Regions from separate parts of the Homo sapiens genome. Here region 2 is linked to region 1. Evidence: chromatin contacts called from ENCODE Hi-C or POLR2A ChIA-PET data. All regions are on one chromosome and are shown on one strand. Each heading gives the region's core, a stretch centred on a gene start or an enhancer-like site at or near the end of the contact. The rest is flanking DNA. Distances are from core to core; before and after follow the strand shown.

What was found. Hi-C counts contacts between places; a loop is a spot of excess contacts on that map. ChIA-PET counts read pairs that join two places held with the same protein, here RNA polymerase II (POLR2A). Pooled maps may share reads with other maps.
Region 2: a loop to region 1 is called in a map of naive thymus-derived CD4-positive, alpha-beta T cell, with 6 times the contacts of the local background. The contact joins the promoter of CFAP36 here to the enhancer-like site in region 1. A Hi-C loop is called at or near these places in 1 of 168 maps with a recorded cell type or tissue (naive thymus-derived CD4-positive, alpha-beta T cell) and 9 of 50 pooled maps. POLR2A ChIA-PET finds 5 or more read pairs at or near these places in 3 of 52 experiments (CD4-positive, alpha-beta T cell, activated CD4-positive, alpha-beta T cell and activated CD4-positive, alpha-beta memory T cell).

What each region holds. Positions count from the first base shown.
Region 1 is chr2:55,131,684-55,136,971 of GRCh38, forward strand. It overlaps a transcript of RTN4 not described here. Among named protein-coding and RNA genes, the nearest start is that of RTN4, 84 kb to the left of the region's middle. RefSeq lists enhancers at 1,977-2,889, 2,191-2,380, 2,210-2,504. Within about 2 kb of position 2,233, at least 23 of the 41 ENCODE cell types and tissues checked have a DNase peak (open chromatin) inside an H3K27ac peak, as active enhancers do; they include CD4-positive, alpha-beta T cell, where a contact is called at or near this core.
Region 2 is chr2:55,518,468-55,523,664 of GRCh38, forward strand. CFAP36 (cilia and flagella associated protein 36) reads left to right here and starts at 1,251. Exons shown (of 10, transcript NM_080667.7): 1 at 1,251-1,449; 2 at 3,635-3,699. The coding sequence starts at 1,335. RefSeq lists enhancers at 552-601, 1,782-2,031.

The DNA of each region.
Region 1 (5,288 bases), core at 983-3,482:
GACCAGTCTGACCAACAAGGTGAAACCCTGTCTCTACTAAAAATACAAAAATTAGCCGGGCGTGGTGGTGTGCACCTGTAATCCCAGCTACTTGGGAAGCTGAGGCAGGAGAATTGCTTGAACCCAGGAGGCGGAGGTTGCAGTGAGCCAAGATGGCACCATTGCACTCCAGCCTGGGCAACAGAGCGAGACTCCATTTCAAAAAAATAATAAAATCTGAAAACATTATTACATATTTCTTTTTTTATTACATGATATTTTAACAATTACTGTTAACTGTGTTGGTTGTGCTAATGGTATACCATGTTTTATCAGAAGTCCTTATGTGTTAAATATCTGCTCAAGTATTTATGGGGGGAATGATGTGACACCAGAAATTTGCTTTAAAAACATTAGAACTGGCAACAAAACAAAGTAGAAGCTGGAGGAAATCGGTGAAACAAGAATGGCAGTACGTTAATTGCTGAAGCTGGGTGATGGGAATATGGGGATTCATTACACTATGCTCTCCACTTTTATGTGTGTTTGAAACTTTTCGGCCAGGCGCAGTGGCTCATGCTTGCAATCCCAGCACTTTGGGAGGCTGAGGCGGGCGAATCACCTGAGGTCAGGAGTTTGAGACCAGCCTGGCCAACAGGGCGAAACCCCGTCTCTACTAAAAATACAAAAATTAGCCGGGTGTGATGGCACACATCTGTAATCCCAGGTACTCTGGAGTCTGAGGCAGGAGAATTGCTTGAACTTAAGAGGCAGAGGTTGCAGTGAGCCAAGATGGTGCCACTGCACTCCAGCCTGGGCAACAGAGTGAGACTCTGTCTCAAAAAAAAAAAAACCTTTTAAATTAAAAGGCAAGAGTGATGGTTCATGCCTATAATCCTAGCACTTTGGGAGGCCAAGGGAGGCAGGCTGCTTGAGCCCAGGAGTTTGAGACCAGCCTGGGCAACATGGTATACCCCTGTCTCTACAAAAAATACAAAAATTAGCCGGGCATGATGGTGCATGTGCCTGCAATTCTAGCTACTTGAGAGGCTGACGAGGGAGAATCACCTGAGCATGGGAGGTGGAGGCTACAGTGAACCGAGGTCTTGCCACTGCACTCCAGCCTGGGCCACAGAGTGAGACCGTCTCTCAAAAAAAAAAAAAAAATTGAAAATTAAAAATAAATATACCGATCATTTTAGGAATTAGTTCTCACTCTCCAGTTTTGTTGTTGTTTTTTTTAATTATTATTATTTTTAAAAAACATGGCCGGGTGTGGTGGCTCACACCTGTAAATCCTGTACTTTGGGAGGCCGAGGCAGGTGGATCACTTGAAGCCAGGAGTTCAAGATCATCCTGACCAACATGATGAAACCGTGTCTCTACTAAAATACAAAAATTAGCCAGGTGTGCTGGTGGGTGCCTGTAATCCCAGCTACCTGGGAGGCTGAAGCAGGAGAATCACTTGAACCCAGGAAGCAGAGGTTCCAGTGAGCTGAGATCACGCCACAGCACTACAACCTGGGCAGCAGACTGAGACTCTGTCTCAAAAAACTAAAACTAAAAATAAAAAAATTTGTGGGTACATAGTAAGTATATTTATATATGGGGTTCATAAGATGTGTTGATACAGGCATGCAATGTGAAATAAGCACATCATGGAGAATGCGGTGTTGTCTTTTGCTTGTTTACTTTTTATTTTTCAGTTTATTTGTTCCCTCTCCCTGCCTTTTTTTTACTTGCAAAAGCAATAAATACTTGTAAAAATTGTCAGAAAGGTATAAATCTACTTCCCAATAATACGGGAGGACTGTGTCATGTGTATTTCTTGTAACCTCCTCCTTATGCAGGATACTGCCCACACCGGTATGTGTTCAGTTCAATTCCGTTAGAACTACTGTTCCTCACAAGGCTGTAAGGTACCCTTGAGGTGTCTAGTCCAATTCCTCCATTCTATGGAGGGAGAAACTGAGGCCCTGAGAAGAAGGGAAACTTAGTTAGGGACCCTGAGCTGGTTAAGTGACAGAACCATAAATAGCTCTCACCGTCCTTAACATAGCCCCTGCCAGATAACCCCTAAGGAGACCCAGCAGCCACACGGCTGATAAAGCCACTGCTTGTCAAGATGTCACAGGGTGAACCCCAAAATTGGGGTTCAGCCCAGGAAGTCATGTGGGTTCTTGGCTCCAAACAGGAAGAGCGAGCCAAGAGAGCAAAGTGAAAGCAAGTTTATTAAGTAAAGGAATGAAAGGGTGGAGAGTCCACAGGCAAAGCAACCCCAAAGGCTGCTGGTTGGCTATTTTGATGGTGATTTCTTAATCACATGCTAAACAAAGAGTGGATTTTCATGAGCTTTCTGGGAAAGGGGTGGGGAATTTCCACAACTGAGGGTTCCTCTCCCTTTCAGACCATATATGGTAACTTCCAGACGGTTGCCATGGCTTTTGTAAACTGTCATGTCGCTAGTGGGCATTTCCTTTAGTATGCTAATTTATTATAATTAGTGTATAACGAGCAGAGAGGACAACCAGAGATTGCTTTTGTGGTCACGTGGGTTTTGATTGATTTTCACTTGCCTCTTTACCGCATCCTGTTTTATCTGTGGGGTCTTTATGATTTGTATCTTGTGAACTCCTATCTCACTACCATCAGCATTCCCCTCTTCCCCCCACTCCTCCTGACCTCTTGACAGAAGCTGAGGAAATGGGAAAGCAGATCCTAGACTTGGAGAAGGTCTGTGTGGGGTCCAAGGCCACTCAGTAATAAGACTCCCCCAGGTCCAAAGTCCAGAGACAGCCCCCAGACTCACTCCATCTCTCAGAGGCTGATGCCCACCCAGCAGGCATTCACCTTAGCTCAGAGCAGCACCAATTTCCTGCATGCAGTCAATAAAGTGCAGTTTGCTTCCTGACATAAACAGCTGTTCTCAGAAAGCAAATATGCAAAGAGAATATTATTCTTCAAGTTTAAATGAGGAAGAAGAAAGGGTGGGTGAAGCGGGAGGTGGGAGCTTACACAGAGTTCTAGGTTTATAATCTAATTCTCCAGAGCCAGCCTCTGACCTGCAGCCCCCTGAGTGCCCAAGCTTTTTGGGCCCACCGAAAAGGGCTCTTGAGGCAACTCAAAACCGCTTCAGAAGTAAATGCGAGGAGTTACTTACTCAGGGTTTGCCCAGTCCTGAGGAGGAAACAATTCTGATCGGGGCTTCACTAGAGGGTCTAGATCTCTGCTGTCCAACATAGTAGCCACTTGTCACATGTGTCTGTTGAGCACTTGAAATGTGAGTCGGAAGTGAGCTGGGCTGTAAGTGTAAAATGCACATAGCACCAGGCATGGTGGCTCACACCTACAATTCCATTTGGGGAGGCCAAGGGGGAAGGATCACTTGAGGCCTAGAGTTCAAGATCAACCTGGGCAACATAGTGAGACTCCATTTCTATTAAAAAAATGTTTTTAATGCACATAAGATTTCAAAGATGGCACAAAAATAATAGTTTTAAAATCTCACTAGTAATTTTTATATTGATTATATGTTTGTTTTTTTGGTTTTTTTTTTTTTTTTTGAGATGGAGTCTTGCTCTGTCACCCAGGCTGGAGTGCAGTGGCTCAATCTTGACTCACGGCAACCTCCGCCTCCCAGGCTCAAGCAATTCTCAGGCCTCAGCCTCCTGAGTAGCTCGATTACACGTGCACACCACCATTCCTGGCCAATTTCTGTATTTTTAGTAGAGATGGGATTTCACCATGTTGGCCAGGCTGGTCTCAAACTCCTGGTCTCAAGTGATCTGCCCACCTCAGCCTCCCAAAGTGCTGGGATTACAGGCGTGAGCCACCATGCCCAGCCTCAATTATACGTTTAAAAGATAACATTTTCAATATATGGTGTTAAAACATTTAAATCATTCTGCTTCTTTTTTTACACTTTACTGAAGTATAATTGGCACACAATAAACTGCACAACTTGGTAAGTTTTGACATGTGTATATACAATACCATGAAGCCATCATCACAATTAAGATAATGAACATCTCCGTCAACCCCAAAAAGTTTTCTCATGCCCTGCTGTAGTCCTTCCTGCCAATCCCCCATCCCTAATTACTGATCTGCATATGGAGTTTGCATTTGCTAGAATTTTATGTGAATAAAATTATACAGTAATATATATTTTTTACTGCTTTAACTTAGTTTAATTATTGTGAGGTTCATTCATGTTGTTGCATGTATCAGTAGTTCATTCCTTCTTATTGCTGAGTAGTATTCTATTATATATCATAGTTTGTTTATCCACTTGTTAGAGCAGTTAGCTAGGCAGATATGAGCAAGGCAGGAGAGGGCCCCCACCTCCAGGCATGTTAGGTGACCAGCAGGTGGTTGTTAAACTGTCTCTCTAAAATAATAATTGGTCACAGCCAGTGCCAGAGCTTAAAGGCAGTCTCCCAATAGATAGAAAACACCTAAAGCTGGTGATCAGCCGCTTCCTGATAAGATCTCAGAAGTTGGGTGAGTGGGCTCAAGCATGTACACTAAGAAGCAACAGGGCAAAGTTTCACTGGTCTATAACCTTCCTCCAGGAACACTCAACTGATAAGGGAAGAATACCTCAAGTGAGCATGTGCAAAACTTCAATAAACACCTGTGCACACGGCCCCTTCCAGGTGCTGGCAGGCAACTGTGCATACAGACAGCCCACCCCAAGGGAAGAATCAGGGGAGCAGAGACACAAATCCCAGAACCATGCCAATTATAAAACCCCAAGTCAAAGGCTAAACAGCATACTTGGACTCAAGTCGCCCGCTTGGCCCTCTTCCAAGTGTACTTTACTTCCTTTTGTTCCTGCGCTAAAACTTTTTAATAAACTTTCACTCTTGCTCTGAAGAGTCTCTCACCACACCTTATGTCCCTCAGATGAATTCTTTCGCCTGAGGCGGCAAGAATCAAGCTGCCACAGACCCATATGGATTCACTGCTGCTGATACATTCACCTCTTGCTGGGCATTGGTTTGTTTCCAGTTTGGGTCTACTGCAAATAAAGTAGCTATGAACATTTGATTACCTGTTTCTTTTAACGTTGTTTAAAAATGAGGTTACTAGAAAATTTTAAATCTGACTCGCATTATTTCTATTGGACAGTGCACATCTAGATTCTCTTCCAGGCTGTCCACTTCCCTGAGTCAGGCAGACTGCCTACTTAATTGAATTCAGCAAATCAATACCCTGGGCCAGGTACAGAGTGGGGAGCTGTTGTTACAAAGGTGAACGGCCTGGGGAGACCCATTTCTGTCCCCCAGACTGGCCTTTTACCAGGTACA
Region 2 (5,197 bases), core at 1-2,500, 390 kb after region 1:
AAAAAAAAAAAAAAAGGCACATAATGATCATCTTCATGCATTCAGGTAAGATACTGTGTGCACATTCACAAAATAAAAATAGACTAAAGGATGGTTTATGGAATACTATGCAGTTGCAAAGAAAGCACAAATTTATATTTTTAAAAGATAAAGATATAAGAAAAAAATTCATAACTGTACATATAATCCTATTTATGTAAAAAATATATATATATATATGGTTGTCTGAAGATATTTTGGGACTCCAAACACCTTCACAATGACCACTGAAGACCCCATTCCACAATGGACTCCACCTAAATGCTGAGTTGGAGTTATAATAAGATTTGGTTACCAAGGCATTTATTTAAGTGAGTATTAACTTTGCTCTTGCCCTTGAAAAGCTCCTAATTCTAGTTATCTTTATCCAAGCGTAAGAGATTAAAGACCCGCCTGAAGATACAGATGCAAACTGACCGTAAGACAATCAGCGAGTCTCACACAGCTCGGCTTTGTATTTTCAGACAACCCTTTAATTACAAACGCCTCTGGGCCAATGGTCTGAAAATGGTTGGGACTGAGGTGCTGGGGATACAATGATGAACTGCAGCCGCTGAAGCCCTGTCAGGTGGAGACCCGGTTACCTCAGACCCTCACTGAGCCTTTTCTTTTTTCTTTTCTTTCTTCCTGTTTTTCTTTTGAGACGCAGTCTCCCAGGCTGCAGTGCAGTGGCTCACTGCAACCTCGGCTTCCCGGGTTCAAGCGATTCTCCTGCCTCAGCCTCCCGAGTACCTGGGATTACAGGCGGCGCCACCACGCCAGGCTAATTTTTGTATTTTTGGTAGAGACGAGGTTTCACCATGTTGGCCAAGCTGGTCTCGACCTCCTGACCTCAGGTGATCCGCAAGCCTCGGCCTCCCAAAGTGCTGGAATTACAGGCGTGAGCCACCGCGCCCGTCTACTGCGCGTTTTCTAAACCTTGGCTCCTACGCATTTATCAGAAGAGAGAGCGCAATCTGTCTATGACTTCCAGCCAATAGCTACACTTCTTTTCTCAGCCCTCGTCCACTGTTCTTTTTTAACCAATCAGAAACGTTTTTCAAACGTTTGCCCTCCCCGCTAAGTGCGCAGGCTCCTGGAAAGTTGTCTTCACTTCCGGGCCGCGGTCTAGGGCGGCTACGTGTGTTGCCATAGCGACCATTTTGCATTAACTGGTTGGTAGCTTCTATCCTGGGGGCTGAGCGACTGCGGGCCAGCTCTTCCCCTACTCCCTCTCGGCTCCTTGTGGCCCAAAGGCCTAACCGGGGTCCGGCGGTCTGGCCTAGGGATCTTCCCCGTTGCCCCTTTGGGGCGGGATGGCTGCGGAAGAAGAAGACGAGGTGGAGTGGGTAGTGGAGAGCATCGCGGGGTTCCTGCGAGGCCCAGACTGGTCCATCCCCATCTTGGACTTTGTGGAACAGAAATGTGAAGGTAAAAACCAGAGCCCGAACCGACAATCCTTTTCTCCTCTCTCACACCAGCGGCGGGCAGGGGGTTGGTAACCACAAGCCATCTCTCGTCTCCCCGACCCCCTGTCTCCACCCCTGTCGCAAGGTCTCGTTCCCCTCACCACCTTCTCCACCCGCGTCATCAGGTTTAGAGCTGGTTGTGTGGGAGGAATTCCTTTCACCCTGCCAATGTGTTCCTTCGCAGACCTGAAAACGGGGACCGAGACTCCCCTTCTCTGGGGCCGAAGCGCACGTCCGAAGAACATTAGACTTGAATCGTAAATTCGGTCTCTCACCCTGTCCCGAACGTTTCTGCCCTCGGCAGGTGGACTGTTTGGCTGGGCTTCTTCAACAGCTTTGCCAGACTTGAGAGGAGAAGCGTCGGTTTACCTGAGTTCCTTATGATCCCTAGCATTTCGCCCGGTGTAGTCAGCTTAGGAAATGAGAAATGATTTCACTCCAAACCAACAGTTAACTGCAAAGGAGGGCATGTGATAACTCCAGGAAGCCCAGAGCCGGTGATTTTGGTGGCCTGTGTTCCCCTTGGTGAGCTCTCTACTCTTCGCTATACCAAAAATTGGCGAGGTGGGGCAGGACCATTCTTGGAACAAATGAGGCGTATAGATATGGCATAATATTCCCCGTGAAGGACAGGCATCTCCGGGTTCTGAGCAGTTCTTCAGGCTTGGAGTTCTGCATTCAGTTCGTGGAGACTATTTGCAGCCCATTCGCAGAAAAGGAACCAGAAACCACGTCATATAAATGAGTGCCCAAGCGTTATTGTGGTTGTTTAATCGGGCAAGACTTTGAGGGTAGTAGTATTCATCAATTATTTGAACATCTGCTTTGTGTTGTAAGGTTGAGTAGAATAGAGCTAGGGTCAGTTGGTACAAGCTACAGGGAAACAAATTTCAGTGAAGGAAGTGTTTCATGATAGAATGTATCCAAGATGAGTTAGCCAGCCTCAGAAGGTAATGAGCTTCCCGGCTCCAGCAGTGTTTGAATGGATCTGATAGCGACTTAATAGGGTTAGAGGGATTCAGCTATTCAGCTATCAAATGGTCGGTTATCCTGGATGACCTTTTAAGACTTCTTTAAATTCCAAGATATCATGAATCTGGTAAAGATGAAATTCAGTTTGACCACTGAATCTTTTCATTACATTTTCATTGCTATAATCAATATTCAAATCGTAGTTATTAAAGTGTTATTTTTACAGGTAATTTTTTAACAATGTTCAAAAACAAAATAACTTGTATTTGTACTCCTTTTTTTTTTTTTTTTTTGGGAGACAGAGTGTCGCTCTGTTGCCCAGGCTGGAGTGCAGTGGCGTGATCTTGGCTCACTGCATTGTTTTATACATATGATCATTCAGTAAACACTTGTTTTGATTTTATTTAACTTCATTATTTATCTGTGGTAACAAAAATTGCCTGGTCACTTTCAGTAACATTTACATCAGCAAAATTCCAGTACAATAAAATAATATGGAACCTATTGTAAAAGGATTTAACCATTAACAATAATATTACATTAAAAGTTATGAAGAAATTATTGCCTCATATTGATTGAAATGTGTTTTTGTCTTAAATATGAGGTAGTATTCATTTTAAATATTTTCTCAAGTAGGCAAAAAAGCTTGTTTACAATTAATAGTATATATGTGTGTGTGTGTGTGTGTGTGTGTGTATATTTTTTTTTCTTTTTTTTTTTTGAGATGGAGTCTCACTCTGCCGCCCAGGCTGGAGTGCAGTGGTGCAATCTTGGCTCACTGCAACCTCCGCCTCCTGGGTTCAAGCAATTCTCTTGCCTCAGCCTCCCGAGTAGCTGGGTCTACAGGCGCGCACAACCACGCCTGGCTGATTTTTGTATTTTTAGTAGAGATGGGATTTCACCACATCAGCCAGGCTGGTCTCGAACTCCTGATCGTAGGTGATCCACCCACCTTGGCCTCCGAAAGTGCTGGGATTACAGGCATGAGCCACAGTGCTCGGCCAATAGTATATATTTTTAGATATATTCATTTATATATTTTTAAAAGATAAACCCTAAGAATTCAAAGCTGAAGAGCTAGGTTGACAGTTCTATTTGGAAGGAGTGGATTTTTAAATTTGCATTAATAAAATGATTTGGTTTTTACACTATGTAATATTTTCTTTTAAATTTAGTTTTTGATGATGAAGAAGAAAGCAAATTGACCTATACAGAGATTCATCAGGAATACAAAGAACTAGTGAGTATTTTTTTTCACTGATTTTTAAAAGTAATTAGGCTAATACTACTTATAGCTTTTCTAAATGAAGAAAAATATTTTTACATTAAAAATCCTTAATTTTACAAAAATCCAATCTACCTTAACAATAGTGCCAGTTATATCTGTCTCCACAGGTGCTCTGAATATCTCATTTGGATGACTTATCTCCTCTACTCTAAGGAATGGTTTTACAACTCTTTATGGGTTCTTGCATGTATTCTTTATATCTTATTCTTATTTTGTTGACGCATCCAGGGACATATTAATTATTCACTTCGTCATGGTTGTCATGTGATTTTTTTATTTTTTATTTTTGAGACAGGGTCTTGCTCTGTCACCCAGGCTGGAGTGCAGTGGCACTATCACAGCCTATTGCAGCCTCAACCTCCCCAGGCTCAAGCGATCCTCCCATCTCAGCCACCTGAGTAGCTGGGACTACAGGTGTGCACCACCATGCCCTGCTAATTTTTTTGTATTTTGTAGAGATGGCGTTTCTCTGTGTTTCCCAGGCTGGTGTGGAACTCCAGAGCTCAAGTGATCCACCTGCCTGGGCCTCCCAAAGTGTTGGGTTTACAGGTGTGAGCCACTGCCCAGCCTGTCTTGTGATTTTAAAAAATGCCTCTGGCAGTGGGGCTCAGTGGCTCACACCTATAATCCCAGCACTTTGGAGGCCAAGGCAGGTGGATTGCTTCAGCCAAGGAGTTCGAGACCAGCCTGGGCAACATGGTGAAACTCCATCTTTATAAAAATTACAAAAATTAATCAGTCATGATGGCATGTGCCTGTAGTCCCAGTTGCTTGGGAGGCTGAAGTGGGAGGATGATCTCTTGAGCCCAGAAGGTCAAGGCTGCAGTGAGCCATTACTGTGCCACTGTACTCCAGTCTGGACAACAGAGTAAGACTCTGTCTCAAAAAAAAAAAAAAGAAAGAAAGAAAGAAAAGGCCAGGCGTGGTGGCTCATGCCTATAATCCCAGCACTTTGGGAGGCCAGGGCAGGCGGATCACCTGAGGTCAGGAATTCGAGACCAGCCTGACCAACATGGTGCAACGCCATCTCTACCAAAAAAAAAAAAAAAAATTAGTCGGGCATTGTGGCAGGCGCCTCTAGTCCCAGCTACTCAGGAAGCTGAGGCAGGAGAATTGCTTGAGCCTGGGAGGCAGAGGTTGCAGTGAGCCGAGATCGTACCACTGCACTCCAGCCTGGGTGACAGAGTGAGACTCCATCTCAAAAAAGAAAGAAAAGAAAAGAAGAAAAAAAAATGCCTCTGGGTAGCAGAAGAGTTGTACCACATTGAACTTCATAATCCTGACTTCAACTATTTCTATTAGAAGAAATACAATTTCATGTGATTTTCAGCAAAAATATTAACTTTTAATTTGTGTTTTGGTGAAAGACAATGTCACTGTCATGTAATATGTAGATTAATATTTGCAAAAAATTCGATGATACTTTTCTAAACTAAATACTTAATATGCA